Linked DNA regions of Homo sapiens: region 2 is linked to region 1. Evidence: read pairs that join two places in POLR2A ChIA-PET (ENCODE). Cell type or tissue: GM12878. All regions are shown on one strand. Each heading gives the region's core, and the rest is flanking DNA. Links, peaks and the distances in the headings are about the cores only.

Evidence for each region. ChIA-PET counts read pairs that join two places held together with the same protein. Peaks named below come from ENCODE experiments on the same cell type or tissue, not always from the same donor. Only the 100,000 strongest peaks of a DNase experiment are listed, where the experiment ranks them.
Region 2: POLR2A ChIA-PET joins it to region 1 with 12 read pairs; 14 of 35 experiments call an interaction of 5 or more read pairs at or near these places.

What each region holds. Positions count from the first base shown.
Region 1 is chr2:9,546,706-9,555,114 of GRCh38, forward strand. The region is part of intron 1 of ADAM17 (ADAM metallopeptidase domain 17); the gene reads right to left. Among named protein-coding and RNA genes, the nearest start is that of ADAM17, 4.9 kb to the right of the region's middle. RefSeq lists a silencer at 8,135-8,409. In GM12878, for the core only: no CTCF peak of the experiment used is centred there; no DNase peak of the experiment used is centred there; H3K4me3 peaks cover 7,174 bases; H3K27ac peaks cover 7,024 bases.
Region 2 is chr2:9,431,654-9,439,904 of GRCh38, forward strand. CPSF3 (cleavage and polyadenylation specific factor 3) reads left to right here. Exons shown (of 18, transcript NM_016207.4): 5 at 858-1,035; 6 at 2,218-2,307; 7 at 4,558-4,708. Among named protein-coding and RNA genes, the nearest start is that of CPSF3, 12 kb to the left of the region's middle. In GM12878, for the core only: no CTCF peak of the experiment used is centred there; no DNase peak of the experiment used is centred there.

The DNA.
Region 1 (8,409 bases), core at 277-8,276:
GGCCATATTCTTTTTTTTTTTTTGAAATGGAGTCTCACTCTGTCGCCAGGCTGGAATGCAGTGGCGTGATCTCAGCTCACTGCAACCTCCGCCTCCTGGGTTCAAGCGATTCTCCTGTCTCAGCCTCCCAAGTAGCTGGGACTACAGGTGCACACCACCTATCCAGCTAATTTTTGTATTTTTAGTAGAGAAGGGGTTTCACTGTGTTGGCCAGGATGGTCTTGATCTCTTGACCTCGTGATCCACCCACTTCGGCCTCCCAAAGTGCTGGGATTACAGGCGTGGGCCACAGAGCCCAGCCCATATTCTCTCTTTAAAAAACTACAATGGCTGCCTACTTCTCTCTAGAATGAGAGCACCTTCCTTACTTTCTACAAGTTGCCACAGCAGTCATCATTTTGTTATCTTTTTTGTCATCTGCATTTTTTGTTGTTTTTGCTTTTTGTTGTTTTGTTATGTGCTTTTGTTATCTTTTTCATCCCCCTACCCCTCCTTTCTTGCACACACATTCTACACTTATTTTTTCTCTTTTCCACCAGACTCCATTTACTTGATTATTTAACAAATATTTATTGAGAACCTCCTACCTTTCAGGCACTAAGGATACAACACAGAGAAAAAGAAACAGACTTCCAGTATTGTGACACTGGAGGAAAGACCAAAATTATTATAAAGTACATCACAGACCAAGACAGAAGTAGCCACAGAAAGTTATGCACAGACACAGCAGGGGCATGATCCCTGCCTGCTGAGTCAAAGATGTTTTCCCAGGGAAACGGTTTTGAAGACCAGAAGGATGAGGCAGCACCCCAGAGAAGGAAAAGAAAGGAGAGGCCTTAGGTCAAGGGCATAACATATGCTGAATTCCACAAAAAATAGAACACAACACTTAAAGACGTGAAAGCAACTCAATGAGGCTACAGTGCAGAGCAGTACAGAGAGAATATGAAGTGTGAGGCTGGAGAGTCAGGCACTGGTCAGGCCATGAAGGGCTATGGAAGGAAATCAGGGATTCTGGGCTTTGGATAATGGCAATAGCTGTAAGTTGGAAATTTCATTATAGGCCAGCTGTGGTGGCTCATGCCTGTCATCCCAGCACCTTGGGAGGCCAAGATGGGTAGATCGCTTGAGCCCCAGGAGTTCAAGACAAGCTTGGGCAACACAGCAAAACCCCGTCTCTACCAAAAAAATAAATAAAATAAAATACAAAAATTAGCCAGGCGTGGTGGTGTACACCTGCAGTCCCAGCTGCTCAGGAGGCTGAGGTGGGAGGATGGCTTGAGCTCAGGAGGCAGAGGTTGCAGTGAGCTGATATCGTGCCACTGCACTCCAGCCTAGGCAACGAGGCCAGATCCTGTCTCAAAATCCAAAAAAAAAAAAAGAGAGAGAAAGCCAAGGTGGGCGATCACTTGAGGTCAGGAGTTAGAGACCAGCCTGGCCAACGTGGCAAAACCCTGTCTCTGCTAAAAATACAAGATTAGCTGGGCGTGGTAGCAGGTGCGTATAATCTCAGCTACTTGGGAGGCTGAGGCATGAGAATCGCTTGAACCCAGGAGGCAAAGGTGGCAGTGAGCCGAGATCATGCCACTGCACTCCAACCTGGGTGACAGAGTGAGACTCCATCCCCCCCAAAAAAGAAAGAAATTTCATTATGACTGCAGTGTGGAGAATGGGCTAGAGGGGAACAAGACCGGAATGTAGGAAATCTGCTGGTAGGCTGCAGAGCAAACCAAGTAGAAACCACTAAAAGACTCCTAGGTTGTGGCTCACTGTGATTAAAAAAAAAAAAAAGAAAACAAAACAAGAGAGGGGCTGATATCAGGAGACAATTGCATGCTGAAAGATTCTGGAGTTTTGAATGATAGAGCCTTGGGAGAAACAGAAATGAAAACAAAAGATTCTGGAGTTTCATATTCTATTTTGTTCCTTATACACAGTTGCAATTTCATTGCTCATTTACATAGGACTTCCTTTGCATTAAGTCATCATGTCTAGTTGTGTTACTGATGAGCCACATAGTGATTTTCAGCAGGGAGAGTAAATCTATGTTATCACAAGATTCTTAACACTGACATCAGCGGTAAAAAGTAGCCAATACTTTGTTCCTTCTAAAGGTTTCAAAGAAGAATAAAAAGAAAACGGGGCTTTCAGGCCTGTAACAAAATGGCCTTCTGGTTGTAGCTGTGGAGTTGCCTACAGAAGATTAGATAAACCTTCCACTCTCCCACTTCTCTTATATCTGAATTGTTTTGTCTCTGGGATAAGCTTTTATGGCCATTCACTTTAATGCATTGACATAAAGTATATCCATATTTTCTTCATTAAGCCCAGAGCTGACATTTTTAAGCTAAAACTAATCGTGAAACTTTAAAAAATTATGTATATGGCAGGTCACAGTGGCTCACACCTGTAATCCCAGCACTTTGGGAGGCCGAGGTGGGTGGATCACAAGGGTGGGAGTTCAAGACCAGCCTGGCCAACATGGTAAAACCCAGTCTCTACTAAAAATACAAAAATTAGCCAGGCGCGGTGGCAGGCACCTGTAATCCCAGCTACTCAGAAGCCTGAGGCAGGAGAATCGCTTGAACCCGGGTGGCAGAGGTTGCAGTGAGTGAGCTGAGATCACGCCACTGCACTCCAGCCTAGGTGATAGAGTGAGACTCCATCTCAAAAACAAACAAACAAAAATTATGTATATAATTTTGTGTGTATATCAACATATATACACATAAGTATAGTGGTATGTATATAACCGTCCCACACGTATTTAAGAACAATGTAAATAAAGTGTTATATGAGAAGGTTCTGGAAACGTGTGGGTTTTTGTTTTGTTTTGTTTTTGAGACAGGGTCTCGCTCTGTTGCTCAGGCTAGAGTGCAGGGCACAATCACCACTCACTGCAGCCTCAACCTCCTGGGCATGAGCAATCCTCCGGGTGGCTGGGACCACAGGCACATGCCACCGCACCTGGCTAATTTTTGTTTCTATTTTTTTGTAGAGACAAGGTCTTGCCATGTTGCCCAGCCTGGTCTCAAACTCCTGGGCTCAAGTGATCCTTCCCCCTTAGCTTTCCAAAATGCTGAGATGACAGTCGTGAGCCACCGCGCCCAGCTTGTGGATTTTTTACATTAATTTCTTTTATTTTTTCAGCAAATTGCATTTTCCTAAAATACTACTTGAGAGTGTACTGCAGAACCCCAAGGCACTCAGCTCACTCTTCACTGCTCTGCTGCATGAAGTACGAAAAGTTCCCCCAAAATGACACTATCAATGTCATGCTCCTACTTCTGATATCAGAAATGGAAAACATAAAGCCAGTACTGCTGTGAAGTGTTTATTGTGTTTGTGCTGAAGACACAGGAGCCTTCCTCTTCAGCACCCCCCAAAACACACAGGACAGGGAAGCAGGCCACGTGTAGTAAGTGTCAGGTGCGGGTTGTTGGGACTAAGGAATGAGAAAAAGGGAGCAGTGCTCTCTGCTAGGCCAGGGACCCCAGAGCCTGGGAACTAAACAATTTTATGGATTTATACCAGTAAAGGAGGATAGAGTATGAGCTGCTTCAACTAATTCCCTATCAAGAGCTCCTCAACAGACCTGGGACGTAACCTGAGCCAAGACTCTCCAGCAAGACCAGTAACCAGGATGCAAGTTTCAGGTTAGGCAATGAGACTACTTCCACAATTACCAGCAGCCCTGCCTAGTCCTAGGCTAAACCTGTATCCGATACTCATTCTTTTTTTTTTTTTTTTTTTTTTTTGAGATGGAGTCTCACTCTGCTGCCCAGGCTGCACTGCAGTGGCTCAACCTTGGCACACTGCAACCTCTGCCTCCCGGGTTCAAGCAATTCTCCTGCCTCAGTCTCCCCAGTAGCTGGGATTACAGGCACGCACCACCACGCCTGGCTAATTTTTGTATTTTTAGTAGAGACAGGTTTCACCATGTTGGTCAAGCTGGTCTTGAACTCCTGGCCTCAAGTCATCCGCCGGCCTCAGCCTCCCAAAGTGCTGGGACTATAGGTGTAAGCCACTGTGTCCAGCTACTCATTCTTGTAATCAAAAGAATAGGTAACTGGCTGGGGCAGTGGTTCACGTCTGTAATCCCAGCACTTTGGGAGGCTGAGGCAGGTGGATCACCAGAGGTCAGGAGTTCAACACAGGCCTGTCCAATATGATGAAACCCCATCTCTACTAAAAATACAAAAAAAAAAAAAAAAAAAAAATTAGCCAGGCGTGGTGGGGGACACCTGTAATCCCAGCTATTCGTGAGGCTGAGGCACGAGAATCACTTGAACCTGGGAAGTGGAGGTTGCAGTAAGCCAAGATTGCGCCACTGCGCTCCAGCCTGGGTGACAGTGAGACTCTGTCTCAAAAAAAAAAAAAAGGTAACTAATTTTGGACATGTTATATTTGAAGTGCCAAATGGGCAGCTGAATATGAACTCCAGAGAACAAGTCCAGGTCAGAGATACACGTCTAGTCATTAGCAGAACACTGTCAAATGAAGTGAAACCAGTACAACTCATGTAACAACAAAGAAAAAAAAAAAAGGAAGGGGGGGAACGGAGAGATGCCCATTTCCTTGGCTGATTTTAGGAGTAAATAAAGAGATACAGATTGAGCATCCCTTATCCAAAATGCTTGAGACCAGAAGTGTTTCATTCATCAGAATTTTTTAAATTTTGAAATATTTGCATATACATAATGAGGTATCTTGGGGATGGGACCCAAGTCTAAATATAAAATTCATTTATGTTTCATTTATTCACTTACTTTGAGATGGAGTCTTGCTCTGTCGCCCAGGCTGGAGTGCAGTGGCGCGATCTCGGCTCACTGCAAGCTCCACCTCCCAGGTTCACACCATTCTCCTGCCTCAGCCTCCCGAGTAGCTGGGACTACAGGCGCCTGCTACCACACCTGGCTAATTTTTTGTATTTTTAGTACAGACAGGGTTTCACCATGTTAGCCAGGATGGTCTCGATCTCCTGACCTCGTGATCCACCCAGCTCGGCCTCCCAAAGTGCTGGGATTACAGGCATGAGCCACCGCGCCTGGCCTAAACAATATTTTTAAGTAACTTTTTTTGCATGAAAAAAAGTTTGTGTACAACGAAGCATTCGAAAGCAAAGGTGTCACTGTCTCGGCCACCCACATAAATAATCTGTGGTTGTCTGGCATCACCATCATTCCTGACTGATTTTACATGCTACAATAAGTAATCGTTTTGTTATACCTATTCACACATAAGTACTACACAGTAAAAAATATACCACTAACAGTGAAAAAATCGTGTGTTAGGGGTAATGTGTGCTGTCATGCCAGCATTCAAAAAGTTTCAAATTTTGGAGCATTTCAGATTAGGGATGCTCAACCCATATATGAAAAGCCTTTCATTTCACTTCCGTTACCTCAATGAAGCCCATTCCTGTCCTCCTTTCCTATCAATCTTTTTCAGACTTTCTTCACATTACACTTCCAGCTGTATACACTTATTATCTCACAAATAGAAAATGGTGAAGGATCCAAAAATCAACCACAATTGGCCTTGGAGGAAACCTATATTTAATGTTCTAGGAAATCCTGTGAAAGTCAAAAGGATCTCTCCAGTTTCCCCATCACAATTATCTGCTTAATTCCTCTCCATTCTACTCTTGAAATATGGTTTATCTCTTAGACTAATATAAAGCAGAGTTACATTAAATCTCCCTTGGAGCAGTTAGGGCAGTTAAGCATTTAGGTTTCAAAGGAATGCAGCCAGTAAGCAAAATTAACATCAAAAGAGAAAGCCAGATGTCAAAATACTGAGTAAAATGGTGCTGTCAATAATGAAATCAGCACTGCAATATGGAGAATCCCCATGCCAATAACCTCAAGGTAAATTTGAAAATACATGTTTCAGATACAAACTTTCTCATCCCTCATCTGTGACCTATATTTTTTCCTCCCACCCACTACATCCTCTTTTATTAAAAGTAACACAAAGGGAAAACGATTTTGAAATCAAAGTGAGACTTATACACCCCAGCTGCAACTTCAACAAGATATCATCATGACTAAGCTCATATGACTCATAACTTTCCTAAATTATGCAATTCATAACAGTTCAATTGAAATCATTTTTGGTGACCCATAGAGGACTCTAAAAACCAGGCTTCATTTTATTAGGTATTTTTTGCCTTTCAGAAAAATGTTGTCATATGCCTAATCGATATTGAGTACTGCAATATAGTAGTATTTGTAGGACAATAAACATAAAAAATAAATAATAAAGCATGTTTTTCAACTATGAAACTATTTGCTAGTCTTGACCAACTCAATCTAATGGTAAGGTTAAGTAACAAATTATATTGTAAGCTGTCAAACAAACTGAAAAAAAAAGTCATTCTTCAAAAGAAAAATACCCACAAGGCCTATGTTCATCATTGACAACTGACAGCATCTTCCTGAGACTCATTTTCCTCCTCCTTTATTTGAAAACTAGACTTGATCTCTAAGATTCATTTGGTGATAACACTTGCTATAACGTACTCTAGCACTCTCCTCTATGCTGTTTTAGAAGTGTCCTAAATGAATGTCTATTTCCCTATGCTATAACCATTTGAAGATGGATATCGTCTGATCTTTGTATTTCCAATGCCACGTATAATACTTGTGTGTCCTTCAAATATTTCGTTTAAAAAAAAAAAAAGAGGCCGGGCCTGGTGGCTCAAGCCTTTAATCCCAGCACTTTGGGAGGCCGAGGTGTGCTGATCACCTGAGGTCAGGAGTTCGAGACCAGCCTGAATAACATGGAGAAACCCCATCTCTACTAAAAATACAAAAAATTAGCCGGACGTGGTGGCACATGCCTGTAATCCCAGCTACTTGGGAGGCTGAGGCAGGAGAATTGCTTGAACCCGGGAGGCGGAGGTTGTGGTGAGCTGAGATGACGCCATTGCACTCCAGCCTGGGCAACAAGAGCAAAACACTGCCTCAAAAAAAAAAAAAAAGAAAGAAAAAGAAAAGAAAAGAAAAAAGAAAAGTCTATGCATTCTTCTGGCACAGGTGGTCTGCATTTTGCAAATAAAAAACAAACACATGGGCCAGGAGCGGTGGTTCATGCCTGTAATCCCAGCACTTAGGGAGGCCCAGGTGGGCGGATCACGAGGTCAAGAGTTCTAGACCAGCCTGGCCAACATGGTGAAACCCCGTCTCTACTAGGAATACAAAAATTAGCTGGGCGTGGTGGCACATGCCTGTAATCCCAGCTACTCAGGAGGCTAAGGCAGGTGAACTGCTTGAACCCCGGGAGGCGGAGGTTGCAGTGAGCTGAGATCGCGCCACTGCACTCCAGCCTGGGCAACAGAGCAAGACTCTGTCTTGGAAAAAAAAAATGGTCTAAAAAACCTTACGATCTGCAAATGTTATGAATTGATCTAGAAAGTAATGTTTCTCTTTAAACTGTATGCTTCCTTGGGACTCATGCTTATTTTTACCTACGAACAACAGATTAATAACATAAGTGAAACAGTTGTGTCAGGGTGGTGCAAATATAATTTTAATATCTCAAAATACATATTTATTCTTTTTACTAACATTTATCCTTAAAATGAAGACCCTTACCCTATCCCTCCATCCTAACCACAATCCTACCTCAAAATGTCCTTCAATTTGTACTGACTTACCACTTCTCAGCACTTCCTAACAAGATCCCTTGCCTTTCATTAGTCACTTGTAATCCATTTCAATCGGAAAGAATCATAAGACAGCTGTTCAAGTGATAACACTCTCAACACCTTTAGTATCCATACCAATCCATTACAATTTCTGTCCACTAAATATAAAGAAAAAAAATACTACACATGGTATCATGGTGAAATTTGGGAACCAGTACAACCATGCAAGCCTACAATTTCACACACTGGGAAAACATTATTTCACACTTTATTACTAATTAAAGTATCTTACACGTCAATTTTTGAAAGATAAAAGGATTTTAAAATACACTAAAAGTTCACGCAAACTTACTTCCACCAAAGTTCAGATCCCTTAATGCATCTCCATCCTTAAAATCCAATCTCTCTGGAAAATCTAATGAAATAGGAACCCTCTACTTTCTAGCCTCTAAATTCATCAAACTCGTCACTCTTGATAATTTCTTTGTTTAAAAGTGCAAGGAAAGCATTCATAGTGGCAGCATCACGAGTTGGCTTACCAGGTTTCCGCCTCCCCCCATCTCCCAAGCACCTCCAATAAGCTACAATTGAAATAACCAAGAACGTGCTTAGGATGTTCGCAAAAACACAACTCTTAAGACTCCAACTCCAGTCTCCGCCTCCCAACGAGATTACTGCATAAGTACCTCCTACAGCAGAAATTCTAGTTCCCTCCTTCGAGGACCAGGAAGAATTCTGGAGCTTTGGGCCCTTCCTTT
Region 2 (8,251 bases), core at 1-8,000, 120 kb before region 1:
ATGTCTCAGCCTCCCCAGTAGCTAGGATTACAGGCACACAGTGCATACCACCACGCCTGGCTAATTTTTGTATTTTTAGTAGAGACGGGGTTTTACCATGTTGGCCAGCCTGGTCTTGAACTCCTGACCTCAGGTGATCTGTCTGTCTTGGCCTCCCAGAGTGCTGGGATTACAGGGTTGAGCCACCGCACCCAGCCGGGAGATAAATATATTTAATCTTCACACCAACTCATGATGTAGGTTCTATTATAAATTCCATTTTATAGATGATGAAACTGAGGCACAGCGAGGTTAGGTTATTTGCCTAAAATCGTCACAGTAAGAGACAGAGCAAGGATTTGAACCCAAACAATCTGGCTCCAGAGTCAGCGTCCTTAACCACTGTTCTCTCTTGCTTTTTTGTAAGTACATTAACATAATTTTCAGGAGAAAGGTTGTGCTAGACTTTGTAGAAAAATCTTTTCTCATCCTAATGTGAGAAATATCTGCCATGGTTCAATGTATGTGAGTGTGTTATATCTTTCAGGAGTGTTGGGGTGGGAAAAAAGTTTGAGAAGTACTATCCTAAAGAGTATTTTGTCTTAATTTATTGTATGTATTATTGAAAATTGAGAGTACTTTGAGCTCAGTGTCTTAATTTCCTGTGTGGTTTGTTTAAAATCAAGTTTTGTAGCTATACACACAATAGAGTAAAAAAAAAATACACAAAATATCTGAGAAATTTTAAATACATGATTCATACAGTATATTTTAAAGAAATATCTTCATGGAGATGTTATCCACAATTTCTTTGTGTTCAAAGGCTTTTTAAAAAATCTGACTCTTAATTGTTTTTGCTGGCATCTTTCAAAATTTAGTAACATATCAGCAGACGACATGCTGTATACCGAGACAGATTTGGAAGAAAGCATGGACAAAATTGAAACTATCAACTTTCATGAAGTTAAGGAAGTTGCGGGAATCAAGTTTTGGTGTTACCATGCAGGTCACGTCCTAGGAGCCGCCATGTTCATGATTGAGATCGCAGGCGTGAAGGTACCCTCTGGCTGTGGCGCTTTTCTCCCCAGAGAAATCAGTACAGAGCTTTGTGCCACCAAGTACTATTAAAAAAAAAAATTCCCTAAGACTTGCAAAGTGTCAGAACACGGAAACATAAGATAAAAATACAGTTAACGCTTGTTCCTTTTAAATATTGCAGTTCCTACCTCCATTACAATACTTTCTTTATCAAGACTGAGGAAAAAAAAATTTTTAAAGACTGAGAAAAGAGTAAAATAAACATCTCAAAAAGTGATTCCCTGACACCATAGGATTCCGTTTGCTTTAGAAAACTGGTTAGGGAAGAGGTGTCTTTGTGGCTGCATTCGTTTAAAATTAAAACACAATTTGATATTCATGTCCCCCTGATGTCTTAGAATTCACAGGTAAGCCCCTAAGCAGGGTGGACTGCAAGAGTGAAAGGGGTTAATTAGGAAAGATCTTTGGGGAAGCCTTGAACTTCTGACAACGTGGGTGGGCCGCTGGCTTTCCAGACTCCAGAGCAGCCGCTCTGAACTCAGGCTGCAAATAAGACTCACTTAGGGAGCTGCTGAAAATAACTGTTGAATCAAAATCTGGAGGCGCAGCTTGGCCTTTTCCTTTTCGAGTTTGCTAGGTGATTCTAACGTCAGCCAGAGAACCAATGCTCTAGTGTCACGTCCTAAATTTTTCACAGCTGCTTATACATTTGGAACTTTTAGACATTGAATTGTAAAGTATATCACTAAATCACTTATTCTTGCAGTTTGCTCCAGGGCACAAAAAATAAGTAGCACAAATGCAGATGTGAATTCTCTTGGAATTTGATGCAGACCCTCTTATGATTTTATCTCCGGTTTTAGACCATGTACCTCAGTGCACTCCTTTCCTTGTCTGCATGCCCTTTTTCTCTAAGAAGTTCAGAGCACTTCTCAAGTGGATTAATGTTATATAGGTTATCATTGTGAGATGATACTGGGAATAGATTATTCCCATTTACTAGAGGAAATAATTGAAGCACTGAACCGTTTACTGACTGAACTACACATTTTGAATTGGACACAAGCACTGCATGTAAATTTCATCAGTTTTAGACTTAAAAACTGTAACTGCACTTTTGGATTTCATGAGTTTAATCTATTCACTAGCAAAATGAAGCCTTCCCCAAATCCTAACTTTCTAGTTTTATCTTTTTCACAGCTTTTGTACACTGGTGATTTCTCAAGACAAGAAGATAGGCACTTAATGGCAGCTGAAATTCCTAATATTAAGCCTGATATTCTTATCATTGTAAGTATTAATATACTATATTGTAATCAATGTAATGTAAGCAGATTTTTTTTCTTTTGGAAAATAATACTGTGATCTCACTTTCATAATATGTTATTGGATATAAACTTACCTTTTTTAAAATATAAGAAAACTGGTGGCCGGGCACGGTGGCTCACACCTGTAATCCTAGCGCTTTGGGAGGCTGAGGTGGGCAGATCACTTAAGGCCAGGAGTTAGAGACCACCTTGGCCAACACAGTGAAAACCCATCTCTACTAAAAAAATACAAAAATTAGCTGGGTGTGGTGGTGCAGTTACCTGGGAGGCTGAGGCACAAGAATCACTTGAACCCAGAAGGTGGAGGTTGCAGTGAGCCAAGATCACGCTGCTGCACTCGAGCCTGGGCTACAAAGCAAGACTCAGTCTCAAAAAAAAAAAAAATTGGGGCAGGTGCTTCTTTTTGTAGTGCAGTTTCACTTTCTTGCTGTTAAATGCATTAACTCTAGTCTAATATCAGAGATGCCAGGCTGCCTCTGGGCAGGATCAGCAGGCTGTCTCTGGGCAGGATCATTTTTACTGGCTATGCCCTCTCTCTGTCTTCTAAATATATATTTCTAGATGAGAATATGTAGAAGAACATCTTACGGGTCATTTTAAAATGGTGTGACCTCACTGCCTTTGCCATGGTGACTATCCTCAGGCCCTTAGTCCATGCTAACTTATCGTTTTGTTTATCTTTGTGTGTCATGTCTGCCTACTAGGTTGCAAGTCCCAGGGGAGCAAAAAAAATGAACTGTGTACAGAAGCTCTTTGGGGGCAGCTTGGGATGTGTGTTGCTGACTGTAGAGTCAGGGGTTGGGAGAGAAATCTTGCAAGCTTTTGGTGTATATAAGAACATCAGGTGTATGTGGTTCAAGGAGGAAGAGTTGTCTGTTTCTCCTCCACCACCTACCATGTTCCCCAGCTGCCCAGGCATGTGGGCCAGTACATACTGCTGTCCATAAGCAACATGTGAGCAGATTAGATTGGACTCTGCTCATGGTATGCCCAGCATATAAACTTAATTTAAGGGAAGATTTATTTTTTGAACCCTCAGAAAAAGTAGCTATTTTCATAGTACCATACTTTAGAGCAGTGCTTCAAATTTTAATATGCTTATAATCATCTGATGATATTGCTAAGATACAAATTCTGATTCAGTACATCTGGGCTGGGGTCTGAGATTTTGCGCTTCTGATAAGCTCCCAAGGGATGTCAATCTTCTGGTCAGTGGACCATACCTAGTAAGACTTTAAGGATATTCTTAAACAGAAGTATAAGAAACAACATCTGTTTCTATTTTAAAAGCTTTGACTTATCAGAGGTGGGAGAAATAACCTTTTTCTTCCTAATGGAAAGCAAAATGGTTAAAAAAGGACATGGGAAGAAGATACAGTTTTGGACTATTTCATTTTATAAAAAGTTCTTAGATTTGAATTCTAGCATTCTTTTTTTTTTTTTTTGAGATGGAGTCTCACTCTGGAGTGAGCGACTGCAATGGCATGATCTCGGCTCACTGCAACCACTGCCTCCCAGGTTCAAGTGATTCTCCTGCCTCAGCCTCCTGACTAGCTGGGATTATAAGGCATGCGCCACCATGCCCAGCTAATTTTTGTATTTTTAGTAGAGACGGGGTTTCATCCTGTTGGTCAGACTGGACTCCTGACCTCAGGTGATCCACCCGCCTCGGCCTTCCAAAATGCTGGGATTACAGGCATGAGCCACCATGCCCGGCCTCTTTTTGTTGTTGTTGTTAAATTTTATTTTTTTGAGATGGAGTCTTGCTCTGTCGCCCAGGCTGGAGTGCAATGGTGCGATCTCGGCTCACTGCAACCTCCTCCTCCTGGGTTCAAACAGCTCTCCTGCCTCAGCCTCCGGAGTAGCTGGGATTACAGGCGCCCACCACCACGCCCAGCTTATTTTTGTATTTTTAGTAGAGACAGGGTTTCACCATGTTGGCCAGGCTGGTCTCAAACTGCTGACCTCAGGTGATCCACCCACCTTGGCTTCCCAAAGTGCTGGGATTACAGGTGTGAGCCACCACGCTGGGCCTGAATTCTAGCATTCTTGCTTGCTCTTCCCAATTACTATTATGACAACACATGTTCGAGTAAATGACATGCTAATGGAGAAGTGAATTGCTTAGCCCCTCAGTATTTCATTGATGTTTAACTTTTGAATTCTTGGAGGATCATTGGTCTTAGTCTCACACTTCTAATGTATTATTTAGGAATCTACTTATGGGACCCATATCCATGAGAAACGTGAAGAGCGAGAAGCAAGATTCTGTAACACTGTCCACGATATTGTAAACAGAGGAGGCAGGGGTCTCATTCCTGTCTTTGCTCTTGGAAGGGCTCAGGAGCTGCTCTTGATTCTAGGTATGCCATTTCCTTTGTATTTAGGCGATGATCAAAATCTTGTCATTTTATCAAGATAATAATGTGGTCTTGGATGAGTCATTCCACCGTTCTGGACTTCAGTTTTCTTCATTTAAAAATAGAGATTTGGGGCCGGGCGCGGTGGCTCACGCCTGTAATCCCAGCACTTTGGGAGGCTGAGGTGGGGAGATCACGAGATCAGGAGTTCAAGACCAGCCTGACCAAGATGGTGAAACCCCATCTCTACTAAAAATACAAAAATTAGCCGGGCACAGTGACAGATGCCTGTAATCCCAGCTACTCAGGAGGCTGAGGCAGAGAATTGCTTGAACCTGGGAGGTGGAGGTTGTAGTGAGCCGAGATTGCGCCACTGCACTCCAGCCTGGGCGACAGAGCGAGACTCCATCTCAAAAAATAATAATAATAATAATAATAGGGATTTGGATCTAGGAATAGCCCAGGAAAACAGCAACTCTCATGCACTGCTGTTGGGAATGTGAACTGGCGACCCCTTCCGGTTGCCATCAGAAGTCTTAAAATATGTGTACCCTTTGGCCAGCAGTTCCGCTTCTGGGAAATAAATGAGATGTACAGAAAATTTTGTCAGGAAAGGTATTCATCATTTTAGTATTTTCAAAGAAATATGTGAGTAAATATAGCATTGTAGGAAAAAATTGTGTTACAGATGAGTAATTACATACTTTGCACATAATATATTAAGTCAACCAAAAAAGTAGAGTTCAAAACTATATTTACTCTGGGCTGGACGTGGTGGCTCACGCCTGTAATCCTAGCACTTAGGGAGGCTGAGGTGGGCAGATCACTTGAGGCCAGGAGTTCAAGACCAGCCTGGCCATCATGGTGAAACCTCGTCTCTACCAAAAATAGAAAAATGAGCCAGGTGTGGTGGCACACACCTGTAGTTCCAGCTTTTCTGGAGGCTGGGGCATGAGAATTGCTTGAGCCTGGGAGGCAGAGGTTGCAGTGAGCCGAGATTGCACCACTGCACTCCAGCCTCGGTGACAGAGGGAGACTGTCTCAAAACAAACAAACAAACAACAACAAAAAAAAAACTATATGTACTCTGATCCTAGTTAGGTAAAAAATGCACACACAAATGACTGAAAAGCTACTAAATCTGGATAGTGAGGATATGGATGATATTTTTTGTTTTCTGCTTTTCTCCATTTTACAAGTACTTCAGTGAGCATGTATAATTTTTTGTAATAAGAGAAACAATGGTTGTTACTTTTTAGCATACATTTGTACTTCATGATCCCTTCTACCTCACATTCGGTGATTCTAGTTGGGAAGAGCACTCTTATTGAAGAATAAAAGAAGGTACTTTACAGCCAGGCATAGTGGCTCACGACTGTAATCCCTAATTCCAGCACCTTGAGAGGCTAAGGGCGGAAGATCACTTGAGCCCAGGAATTTAAGATCAGCCTGGGCAACAAGGCAAGACCCTGTCTCTACAAAAAATACAAAGAATTAGCTGGACGTGGTGATACACGCCTGTTGTCCCAGCTACCTGGGAGACTGAGGTAGGAGTATCACTTGAGCCTGGGAGGTAGAGGTTGCAGTGAGCCAAGATTGTGCCACTGCACTCCAGGGTGGGCGACACAATGAGACCCTGTCTCAAAAAAAAGCAAATAATAAAATGGGTGCTTTGCATGAGTGTCACCTCTGTGCGAAGCACTAGAAACACTTGCATCTTAGCTCATCCTCTCTGTTCTGCCATCTTGGTGAGGAGGAGAAAAAATAGTATCCCTGTCACACTGAAAAGGAAAACAGAAGGAAAGTTGGAAGAAATGACCCCAGATGAAAAGGAAATCTGTAATAGATAGGACTTCTAGAAGCTGAATTTCCCAAATCCGAATCTAATTCAGTCTTTTGATCTTGATTGGTCCTCCTTCCTAACTGCAAGTCAAATTCGTCCTTAGAAGTCTTGAAATCAAAGTCTTCGTAACCTGTAAGATGAAGAACAGAGAAGTTAGGAAGTTGAAACAATGTTGCCACCATCAAATTGGGTTGCCAGATTTAGCAAATAAAACTAGAGGACAACTCATTAAATTTTAGGTTCAGATAAATAATGAATAATGTTTTAGTATAAGTGTACCAAATATTTAATATATATTCTTTTTTTTTTTTTTTTTTTGAGACAGTCTCACCCTGTCACCCAGGCTGGAGTGTGGTGGCGCTATCTCGGCTTGGCGCGATCTCGGCTCACCACAACGTCTGCCTCCCGGGTTCAAGCTATTCTCCTGCCTCAGCCTCCTGAGTAGCTGGGATCCTAGCTAATTTTTGTATTTTTAGTAGAGACGAGGTTTCACCACATTGGCCAGGCTGGTCTCGTTAGTATATATTCTTATACTAAAAATCTTTTGTTGTTCACCTAAAATTCAAATTTAACTGAGTATTTGATATTTTTATCTGGCAATTCTACCGTCTGTTCTTTGCAACTGGTTGCCCTTTTTCCTTCAATTCTCCCTTGTAATGTAGTATAATAGAAAGAACAGCTGCTTTCAAATCTTATCTGTGTTTCAGATGAAATCTATCATATGGCTAGAGCCATATGACCTTGGGCAAATTATTTAACTTTTTTTAATATTCAGAGTTTATTCATAAAAACACGCACAACAAACCAAGAAATGGTGGCATGATTGTGGGATGTAGTCCGCTTTAGGGTATCTAAGAAATCATAAGAGTAATAAATCATGAATGGGATAAACTAGAAGACAAAGCAGGAAATTTGTAATGCATGTGACAGAAAGTCTTTGTCCTCATATAAAATTATCATTGATACATCAAATGGAAGAATAACATTCACACAATAATCAGCCTTTTTTTTTACCCTTAGTTTGCTAGTTAAAATGGTGATAAGTCTTCGTAAGTTGTTTTGAAAATTAGAAATTATAGATGTAAATTGGTGAAACCCCGTCTGTACTAAAAATACAAAAAATTAGCCAGGCATGGTGGCCAGCGCCTGTAGTCCCAGCTACTCTGGAGGTTGAGGCAGGAGAATGGCATGAACCCGGGAGGCGGAACTTGCAGTGAGCGGAGATCGCGCCACTGCACTGCAGCCTGGGCGACAGAGTGAGACTCCATCTCAAAAAAAAAAAAAAAAGAAATTACAGATGTAAATTATATAATAGGCATATAATACATTTTCAAACTGCAGAGGCACCTATTAGAATAAAGGGTGTCTTTCAGCCATACTACCCTGATAAAATTTTGGGATTTAATGAGGGCTTTTCCCTTAACATAAGTCTTTTGACGGTATATTACCCACTGCTTTCTTTAATTATCAGAAACTGGTTAGTAGGTTTTTAAAAATACAAGCATGGCTGAGTGTGGTGACTCATGCCTGTAATCCCAGCACTTTGGGAAGCTGGGCAGGAGGATCACTTAAGTCCAGAGTTTGAGACCAGCCTGGGAAACATAATGAGACCCAGTCTCAAAAAAAAAAAATTAGCCAAGTATGGTAGCACACTCCTGTAGTCACAGCTCAGAAGGCTGAGGTGGAAGGATCACTTGAACCTG